Regions from separate parts of the Homo sapiens genome. Here region 1 is linked to region 2. A link is an interaction called in ENCODE POLR2A ChIA-PET data of the cell type or tissue named here. Cell type or tissue: PC-9. All regions are shown on one strand. Links, peaks and the distances in the headings refer to the core of each region. The heading gives the core; the rest is flanking DNA. Region 1 has its middle 22 kb from the start of CDKN2AIP. Region 2 overlaps ACSL1 (acyl-CoA synthetase long chain family member 1).

The links. Peaks named below come from ENCODE experiments on the same cell type or tissue, not always from the same donor. Only the 100,000 strongest peaks of a DNase experiment are listed, where the experiment ranks them.
Region 1: POLR2A ChIA-PET joins it to region 2 with 7 read pairs; 2 of 35 experiments call an interaction of 5 or more read pairs at or near these places.

Annotation. Positions count from the first base shown.
Region 1 is chr4:183,419,979-183,424,369 of GRCh38, forward strand. No RefSeq gene overlaps it. Among named protein-coding and RNA genes, the nearest start is that of CDKN2AIP, 22 kb to the right of the region's middle. In PC-9, for the core only: no CTCF peak of the experiment used is centred there; DNase peaks (open chromatin) are centred at 2,443 and 3,433; H3K27ac peaks cover 1,611 bases.
Region 2 is chr4:184,773,072-184,777,462 of GRCh38, forward strand. It overlaps ACSL1 (acyl-CoA synthetase long chain family member 1), which reads right to left. Exons shown (of 21, transcript NM_001995.5): 6 at 3,813-3,912; 7 at 3,413-3,591; 8 at 772-804; 9 at 592-643; 10 at 10-83. Among named protein-coding and RNA genes, the nearest start is that of CENPU, 41 kb to the left of the region's middle. In PC-9, for the core only: no CTCF peak of the experiment used is centred there; no DNase peak of the experiment used is centred there.

The sequences.
Region 1 (4,391 bases), core at 203-4,202, 1.4 Mb before region 2:
GAGTAAAAGCAGTTATGCAATTTGAGGAGTAACTAAATCCAATAATTGCTAATGCTAGTAATGCATTTTATTAAACTACATAAATACTTAATAAAACAGTAGTGCTGTTGGATTATCCAACAAGTAGATCAATGAAACAAAATGTATTGAATGAAATTGAGTATGTTGGCCGGGCACAGTGGCTCACGCCTGTAATCCCAGCACTTTGGGAGGCCAAGGCCGGCGGATCACCTGAGGTCGAGAGGTCGAGACCAGCCTGACTACCATGGAGAATGGAGAAACCCTGTCTCTACTAATAACAGAAAAATTAGCTGGGCGTGGTGGCTCATGCCTTTAATCCCAGCTACTCGGGAGGTCGAGGCACGAGAATCGCTTGAACCCGGGAGGCGGAGGTTGCAGTGAGTGGAGATCGCACCAGTACACTCTAGCCTAAGCAACAAGAGAGAAACTCTGTCTCAAAAAAAGGAAAAGAAAAGAAAATTGAGAATCTAATATGTTCCAGGCAGTGGGCACTACAGAACCTATGTTTGTATGTGGTTCCTGCCTGTGAGGTTACGCTATAGTGGAGACTGACCCTCAGTGACACTGCAGTTACTAATGATTAGAGTGACAGGGAGTTGGGGGAGGTGTGATGGGTTAATTGGTGTCCCCCAAAAAGATCTGTGCACCTGAGACCTGTGAATGTGGCCTCATAGAGAGTCCTTGCTGGGTGCAGTGTCTCACACCTGTAATCCCAATACGTGGGGAGGCCAAGGATAGCTTGGGCCCAGGAGTTTGAGACCAGCCTGGGCAACATAGCAAGACTCTATCTCTAAAAAAAAAAAAATAAGAAAAAAATTAGCTGGGCATGGTGGTGCACACCCATAGACCCAGTCACTTGGGAGGCTGAGGTGGGAGGATCACGGCTGCAGTGAGCCATGATTATGCCACTGCACTCCAGCCTGGGCAACAAAGTGAGACCCTGTCTCAAATAAAATAAAAAAGAGAAAGAAACACTGAGTGTGCCTAAGCCCCTTGAGTGTGTATTCTGTCATGCCTTTCCCTCTAGAAGATAAAATTTGATAGTAGAATTGTTATAGATTTCCATCCTTGGATAAAATACCCAGAGATGTGCCTCGTCCCTCTGGGGCCAAGCCCGGAACAGAAGGCACAGCCTCCCGACTCTCCCTAGACCAGAGTTTCTCAGAGTATGATAAACACAGCACCTGAAAGCATACATTAAGGTTTAAAATCCAAGGCCCTTGCCCAGATTTCCTGAATCAGAGTCTGCTGGGGTAGGGCCCAGGAGTATGCATTTTGAAAGACTGTCTCATGTATTTGGACACACACTTAAATTTGAAAACCACTGCATTCACGCATCTATGACACCCCTTCTCAGCTCTAAAGCATCTGACCTACATTGCATTCTTGGCTCTGTTCCCGCCTATCAACTGAGCCTCCAACTACCTATCTAGAAAATAGAGAAAAATTTTATCTGCCGCTAGGTACTTGTCTAGCAGTCTTCGAAATCCTGAGATCAGAGGGTCCAGATAAAGGAGCACTATTATTTATCCACCCTTCATTTTCAAGAGACAGCCCTCAGCATTTTCCTTCCCTATTTGTGCTGGAATTTGCCAACGTTGGAAAGGCCTGGGAGCCTGGAAGATTGTTGTTTCTCTCTCACTCCATGTATGTGGCAGGTTAACATGATAAGTTTCTTTTTTTTTTTCTTTTTTTTTGAGACAGGGTCTTGCTCTGTCACCCAGGCTGGAGTGCAATGGCCCCGTCTCGGCTCACTGCAACCTCTGCTTCCCATGTTCAAGCAATTCTCCTGCCTCAGCCTCCCGAGTAGCTGGGACTACAGGTGCGTGCCACCACACCCGGCTAATTTTTGTATGTTTAATAGAGACAGGGTTTCACTGTGTTGGCCAGACTGGTCTCGAACTCCTGACCTAGTGACCACCTGCCTCGGCCTCCCAAAGTGCTGGGATTACAGGTGTGAGCCACCGCGCTGGCTGACATGATAAGTTTCAACGGCTTCAGATGTCTCTTTTTTTCCCTTTCCTTGAAATAATCTGAATCAAATCCGGAGACTGCCCTCAGGCCCAGCTGAGCTCTGAGGAGTCTGAGCTAGTCGTCTCCAAAGGACTCATAGCCAATCTCGGAAACCAGTTACTCCACAGGAAAGCCCGTCTACCTCCCAGCACCTCAGGGGCCCACAGCGCAAGCAGGTGAGCTGGCTGGACGATCGAGTTCCTGCTCAGTACATGGGATTATTCGCTTAACACTCCAGCAGCTCCACGAGCTGGGGTTCATTATTTTCATTTTTGAAACAGGAACAATGAGGCTCAGAGAAGTTAGGTAGCAGAAAGTCACACGACTGGTGAAGTGGCATCGTTGTGATTTGTGGCCGATAGCATCCTGTCTGTGACAGGAGGCACACTCTGGCACTGCCCCAGGCTCCAGCCAGGTCATCACCGTGATGAGCACTGGCTCCTGCCGGGCCTGCAGCCTCAGGGAAGGTGCTCCACAAACATTTGGTGAAAGCATGATACCTCTACCTAGGAGTGGTTACCTGCCCCTGAACTTGAGCTTCCTTCTCTCTCACAGGCTGCCTGACCCCAGAATGTCCTCCCTGAAACTATCCATCCTGCAAGCCCCACTCCTCTGTCCCACTATCTGATGGGACCCTATTTGTATTGGAAACCCCCTCCATTTCCCCACCAACTGCTTGGCTGTGATACCAGCGGTTTTCCAGGCAGGTGGGTTCCAAATATTTAGTTTGCTGGACTGAATTTCCCTGTGGTCCCTACAAGTGAAGATTTGTCGTTTTTCGAGGGCCTGACCCATCTCAGCGTGAGGGTCTTTGTCAAGGGCTGGGCCTATTCCTCCCACCATTTGACTGTGGCTAAACATCCTAGGCCCAGTTACATTCTCAGACAGGACAAGGTGCTGGATGGCTGACACCTGTGCAGGGACTTACTGCCTGTGCAGGGACAGAGATCACCAGGCTTCCGAGATTCTGTATTCCTTTCCTCCTGGCAATCCCATTAAAGTTATTACAAGTAATAAAATAGCACTAATCCCACAATACCAATGATACAGAGGCGCATTCAGCAGGCTAGGTATTTCAACACATTTAGAGAAGATGGGAAGGGTCTGAAGCGATGCAGGGAAAGCTGCCCTCCAGAGGGGGCATGTGGCTGAGCAGACGGCTGACCTGCCGGGCACAGCGCCAGAAGCCCCAGGTATACACAGCTCAGGTATGACAGGGGCAGGAGGTGAGAGGAGAGTGAAATAATGAAATGCAATGGAACATATACATATATATGTATATTTTATTTTCTTACAAACGTCACACATGCTTCTGTAAAGATTCAATTACTGCTGGAATGCCTAAAGTAAAATGAGTCATCTTTGCCTGTCACCCTCCAATAGTTGGAATGTACTTCCTTGGCATAATTATGGTTAACAATTTTTTTTTGTGGTGGGGGACAGAGTCTTGCTCTGTCACCCAGGCTGGAGTGCAGTGGCGCAATCTCAGCTGACTGCAACCTCCACCTTCCAGGTTCAAGCAATTCTCCTGACTCAGCCTCAAGAGTAGCTGGGATAACAGGCACGTGCCACCACACCTGCCTGGCTAATTTTTGTATTTTTTTAGTAGAGACAGGGTTTCCCATGTTGCCCAGGCTGGTCTCAAACTCCTGGCCTCAAGTAATCCACCCACCTCAGCCTTCTAAAGTTCTGGGTTTACAGGCGTGAACCACTGTGCCCAGCCTACTGTTAACACTTTTTTTTTATCTCTATCCCTGAATTTTAGTTTATTTTTTGAAACACATGTAAACACGTGCATTTGTAGATTTTTAAAACATAAAATGGGATCACACTATATGTTTTAAAATGTAGGTTTCATTATTATTCAGGTAGGGTGAGGCCAACTAATCAGGAAACAACTGCCATTAAAAACACAGTTTTGGCCAGGCCCGGTAGCATGTGCCTCTAATCCCAGTACTTCGGGAGGCCAAGGTAGGAGGATCACTTCAGGCCAGGAGTTTGAGACAAGCCTGGGCAACATATTGAGACTTCATATCTACAATAATAAAAATGAAAATAATTAGCCAAGCATGGTGGTGCACACCTGAGTCCCAGCTATTCAGGAGGCTGAGACAGGGGAATCACTTGAGCCAGGAGTTGGAGGCTGCAGTGAGCTATGATTGTGCCACTGCACTCCAGCATGGGTGACAGCGCGACAGCCTGTCTGTCTCCAAAGAAAAGAGATAGTTTATTACTCCCATTTCCCAAGAGGAAGGGAGACACTATACCAGGCAGGGCCACTTGGGGAGGTGCCAGGGTCAATCAGGAGGCAGCAGGAGTGAGGGGAAAGGCTGGCCAAGAGCCTCTATTGTGGTTTT
Region 2 (4,391 bases), core at 306-4,305:
AAAAGTTACCTCTGTTGCTTTCACAAAAGCTGAACAATCGCTCACTATGTTTCGGTGAGTGACCATTGCTCCTTTGGGGTTGCCTGTGGAGCACATATGAAGCAGAACAAAGTTAAAGAATGACAGAAATGAAGGAGGCCCAGAAACCTCACATAATTAGGGCTTCAGACACCTCTACTGTTAGATATATCGTGAAAACCAAATGTTGAACACTAAATTCCTAAGCAACCTGCAATCCTTACACTGACTTATCTTTAAAAACCTTTATTAATATGGGCACATTTTAAAGGGTATATACGTAGTCATAAGAGAAGAAAAACCAGAAATTTTCTTCCTGGGAGCCACCGATATAGTCTGTCCTAGGAAGACAGGTGAATCTAATATCACCCTCAATAAATGTTTGAGGAATTATCCGGCACTCTTGGACTCTGAGAAGATCTTACAGAGCAACAAGAAGACAGCACTTGAACCGCTTCCTTCTCTTCTGCTTTTGGTCCGTCTACTGTTAGCTGATAAGTCATCCAAAAGAGGTAGGGGAGAGTCCAGACCAATGGCTGCCATATGTAGAAGCAATTCTATCTCAAAACTCACCTGTAGTTCCACTTGTGAAACAAATTACTGCAAGATCTTCAGGTGCTGGAGGCTAAAGATTAAAAAAAAAAAAAGCTGGTATAAATCAGAACAGAAAAGAGAACTATAAGCCACAAGGTACCAGGCTAGATATTGAAAACTACAAAGAGGACAGAGCAGGGTCTGACACGGTGTGCTTACCTTGGGCTTCCGTCTGTTGGCTCTTCCCAGGTCCTTAATTAGAAGAGAAAAAAAGTCTTAAATGGAAACGTTTTCTAACTGTAAAGGATAAGGTCACATCGAGTCACTTAAAGCTGGCTTTACTGTGGGGTTCATTCACACCTGGCTCGAAAACAGCATAATTTTCTAATTAAAGAAACTATGGCAGTTTTAATTAACCAGAACCAAAATATTTATTCATTGTTCTGAGAAGCCATTTTCCAGTTACCTCTTCTCTTACATAAAACTACATAAACGGTATTAGGACTGGTCTTTGAAATAGGATGTATTAAAAAAACAGCAGCCAAAGTCTTTACCATGCATTTCTGGTCCCCACTTCCACTTCTTATTAGGGCCTTTAATAAAGCCCTGTTCTTAACCATAACGAGATACTGCAGATACTTCGTAGGTTCCTCAAATCAGAGCACAGCACTACCTCACCCCCACATTCTGCACAACTGACATCTGCAATCTGGGAAGAAGAAAAATCAATCTCTGCTCGATTGAAATGCTAGGCATTTTGGAGAGGCTCAAATATCTGCTCAAATATCTCCCCTCGTAGAGTGGAGATAGGATTTGGGAGCCCCCAATTATAAAACAGGCCACAGCAGACCCTCTAAGACTCCTTCCTGAATGGACTTGAAGGTTAAGAATGACAGAAGCATTGCGCGGGGACAGCATTTCCCAGCGGCAGGCTTCCAGTCACTACCACTGATGGGGTTCGGTTTACTGCATTAGGGCAGTCTTGGTGGCCACTTTAATATCTATTAATTTTAACAAATGAACTATTTATATTCTTTTCCTATTCAAATGGAACAGCTTGAATGAGGATATGGAATGAACATGCCATTGAACACGCCATTGAACATGTTCAATTCACGTGGAAATTAGATGGGTGTGCTCAGGGCTTAGTGAGTTTCTGCCCAGCATACATTAAGTTTTCAATCTTAATTACATTTTAAATGATGTAGTGACAGACCACCGATTAAGAACAGGAACTAATATATCCAATTAGAGGTCAGCCAAAAGCTAAAGCAATAATTCTGTACATTTTTTTCAAAATAACCTTTATTAGCTCCAGATTTCTATTTGTCTATTAAAAATTCTTACATAACTTCTGGAGATGCCCAATTCTTCAAAAACTGATGTTAAATAAAATAAAGCACCAGTTACATACAATTTGGCTCTTAATTTATTGGGAACAAACATTATCCAAATTAGTGCACTGTTGCCGCAAAAGTTTCACAGCCTTACATCTCTCTTACAGTATCACTTAGGAAAAATACTGCAATTATTATTATTTTTTGAGATGGAGTCTCGCTCTGTCACCCAGGCTGCAGTGCAGTGGGGCGATCTCTTCACCTTTTGCTCAGAATATTTTTAAAAACTAAGTACAGATCATATTAAACAGGTAAGTGTAAAACAATGTCTTCTATAAATTAATATTTTAATATAAACTTTATATTATAATCTTCAATCAACTAAATAATTTTTAAATTTCAACATTACTTCTTTATCATACAGCAGTCAAAAAACACCAGAAAAATTCTTGCATCTGTGGGAAGGTAAGGGAAAAAGAGATTACATTATAGTAAAAGAGGGTTAAAAGTAAAAAAACAGAAGTGGGGAAACACTAGGTAAGAAGCTATAAAACCCCAATTCAACAAGGAAGCACCCGGGTCAGCACTTGCGGAATCACGTTCGATGCTACTGAGAGAGAGAGTTGGGCAGGGGCGCACACATGCACAAGAGAGAAGGTTCTGTTAGAACACCCGCGCTTCCCTGTGCCTACTGGGTTCCTCAGGAAAGGTTCTACAGATCCTTACTTATAGCCTCAAATTCTTTGTAGGAGGAGGAAAACTACACATAAAAATTTAAAATCCTATCTATAACAGTTTCAGAAAAATATTTCTAACACCTTCAGAAAGAGAAGGACTGACTCTGTTTTCCTATGACTTGTTATGATATGTATATGAAAAGATCTTCCTCCGGCCATGTTCCTTGGATGGAACTCTAATCCAAGTCCAACTGACGGGGATCAACTTCTTATATCATCTGACATCAAGCACCCAAGCTGAGCATGGACCACCACGCTCATTCTCCTGGAATGGCTGCCTTTAAACTTGTGATTGGTATGACTCTTAAGAGTCAATATGAAAACAAACCAAATCAAACATGCATGTTGGAAATTCACCAAGACTCTCCACGAGCCATCCAGGGAAAAGAACGATGAGGCTGATTTCTATACTTGGCTTGGCATTAGAGACAAATTAGTAAGTAAAAGGCATTAAAGCCCAAAGGAGACACAGAAACTGAAAGTTCCACCTGCCTGAAGCTGTAATTCCCATTTCTGGCATTTCCGGGCACAGCTTGTCAGTGCTCTGGAATAAATATTGGAGTGCTGAAAGCACTTGGGTAAGGTGTGAGGTGTTAACACTGGGCACACATGTAGAATCCTTTTTCCAGCAATGAGACAGAAGTTTCTGCTCTCTTTCATGGGTTGCGGAGGCAACCGGCCAGCGCTGGGACTGCACCATAGCACTAGATAGCACTGGATAGCACGTGTGAGCCAACACGGCCCCAGGGAAAGCCTTCAGAGAAGGGAAGGAGGCAGGGCACTCACCTCCATCGCCTTCATGCTGGTGACTTCCACCCCACACCTCTGGCCTCGTTCCACCAGTTCACTGCCGTAGGCATCCATGACAACTATGATTTTAAGGCCTGGTATTAACTTATTTTCTACACCCTCTAATAAGAGTTTGGCCTTCTCTGGCTTGTCAACAAAAACCAGAGAGAGTTCAGCTGTAAATGAAGAGATACAATGAAGAATAAGCTCTGGGATGTTAAAAGATTCACTCTGTCATATCCAGCACAAGGATACTTGAAGTACTACATTCTTTGAATAAAAAGGTAGATATATATTTACATGTAAAATCTTTGTCAAATCAAATGTAAGCAAATGTAAAGTCACTGAACCTAACCAATAACTATGCCAATAATCCAGGCAAAGATCACAGACGTACCTTTGTTGACTATGTACGTGATGGCTTCATTTCCAAGGGTATCATAAAGTGGAACGATCACCATCGAATAAGCAAAGCATCCTTGTTCAATAATCACCCACTAAACAAACAGTAAAGGTCAGGGAGAGAAAACAGGATGTCATCATGTAATCAATAAGGAGAACAATACTCAAGAGAGATTCAAAGTGAAAACATTTGACGCAGCAAAATTAACATCTGTGTTAGCTACTACTCTGTGCCAGGTGCTATAAGGGATTCAGAATGAGAACAAAACACATGCCCCCTTCTTAAAAAGAAATTAAGGCCAGGCACACTGACTCACACCAGTGATCCCAGCACTTTGGGAGGCCAAGGTTGGGGGAATCAGTTGAGCCCAGGAGTTCAAGACCAGCCTGGGAAACATGGCAAAACCCTGCCTCTACAAAAGTTATCTGGACATGGTGGCACACACCATGTCGCAGCTACTTGAGAGGCTGAGGCGGGAGGATTGCTTGAACCCAGGAGGTTGAGGCTGCAGTGAGCTGTGATCACACCAGTGCACTCCAGCCTGGGTGACAGAGTGAGATCCTGTATGTATGT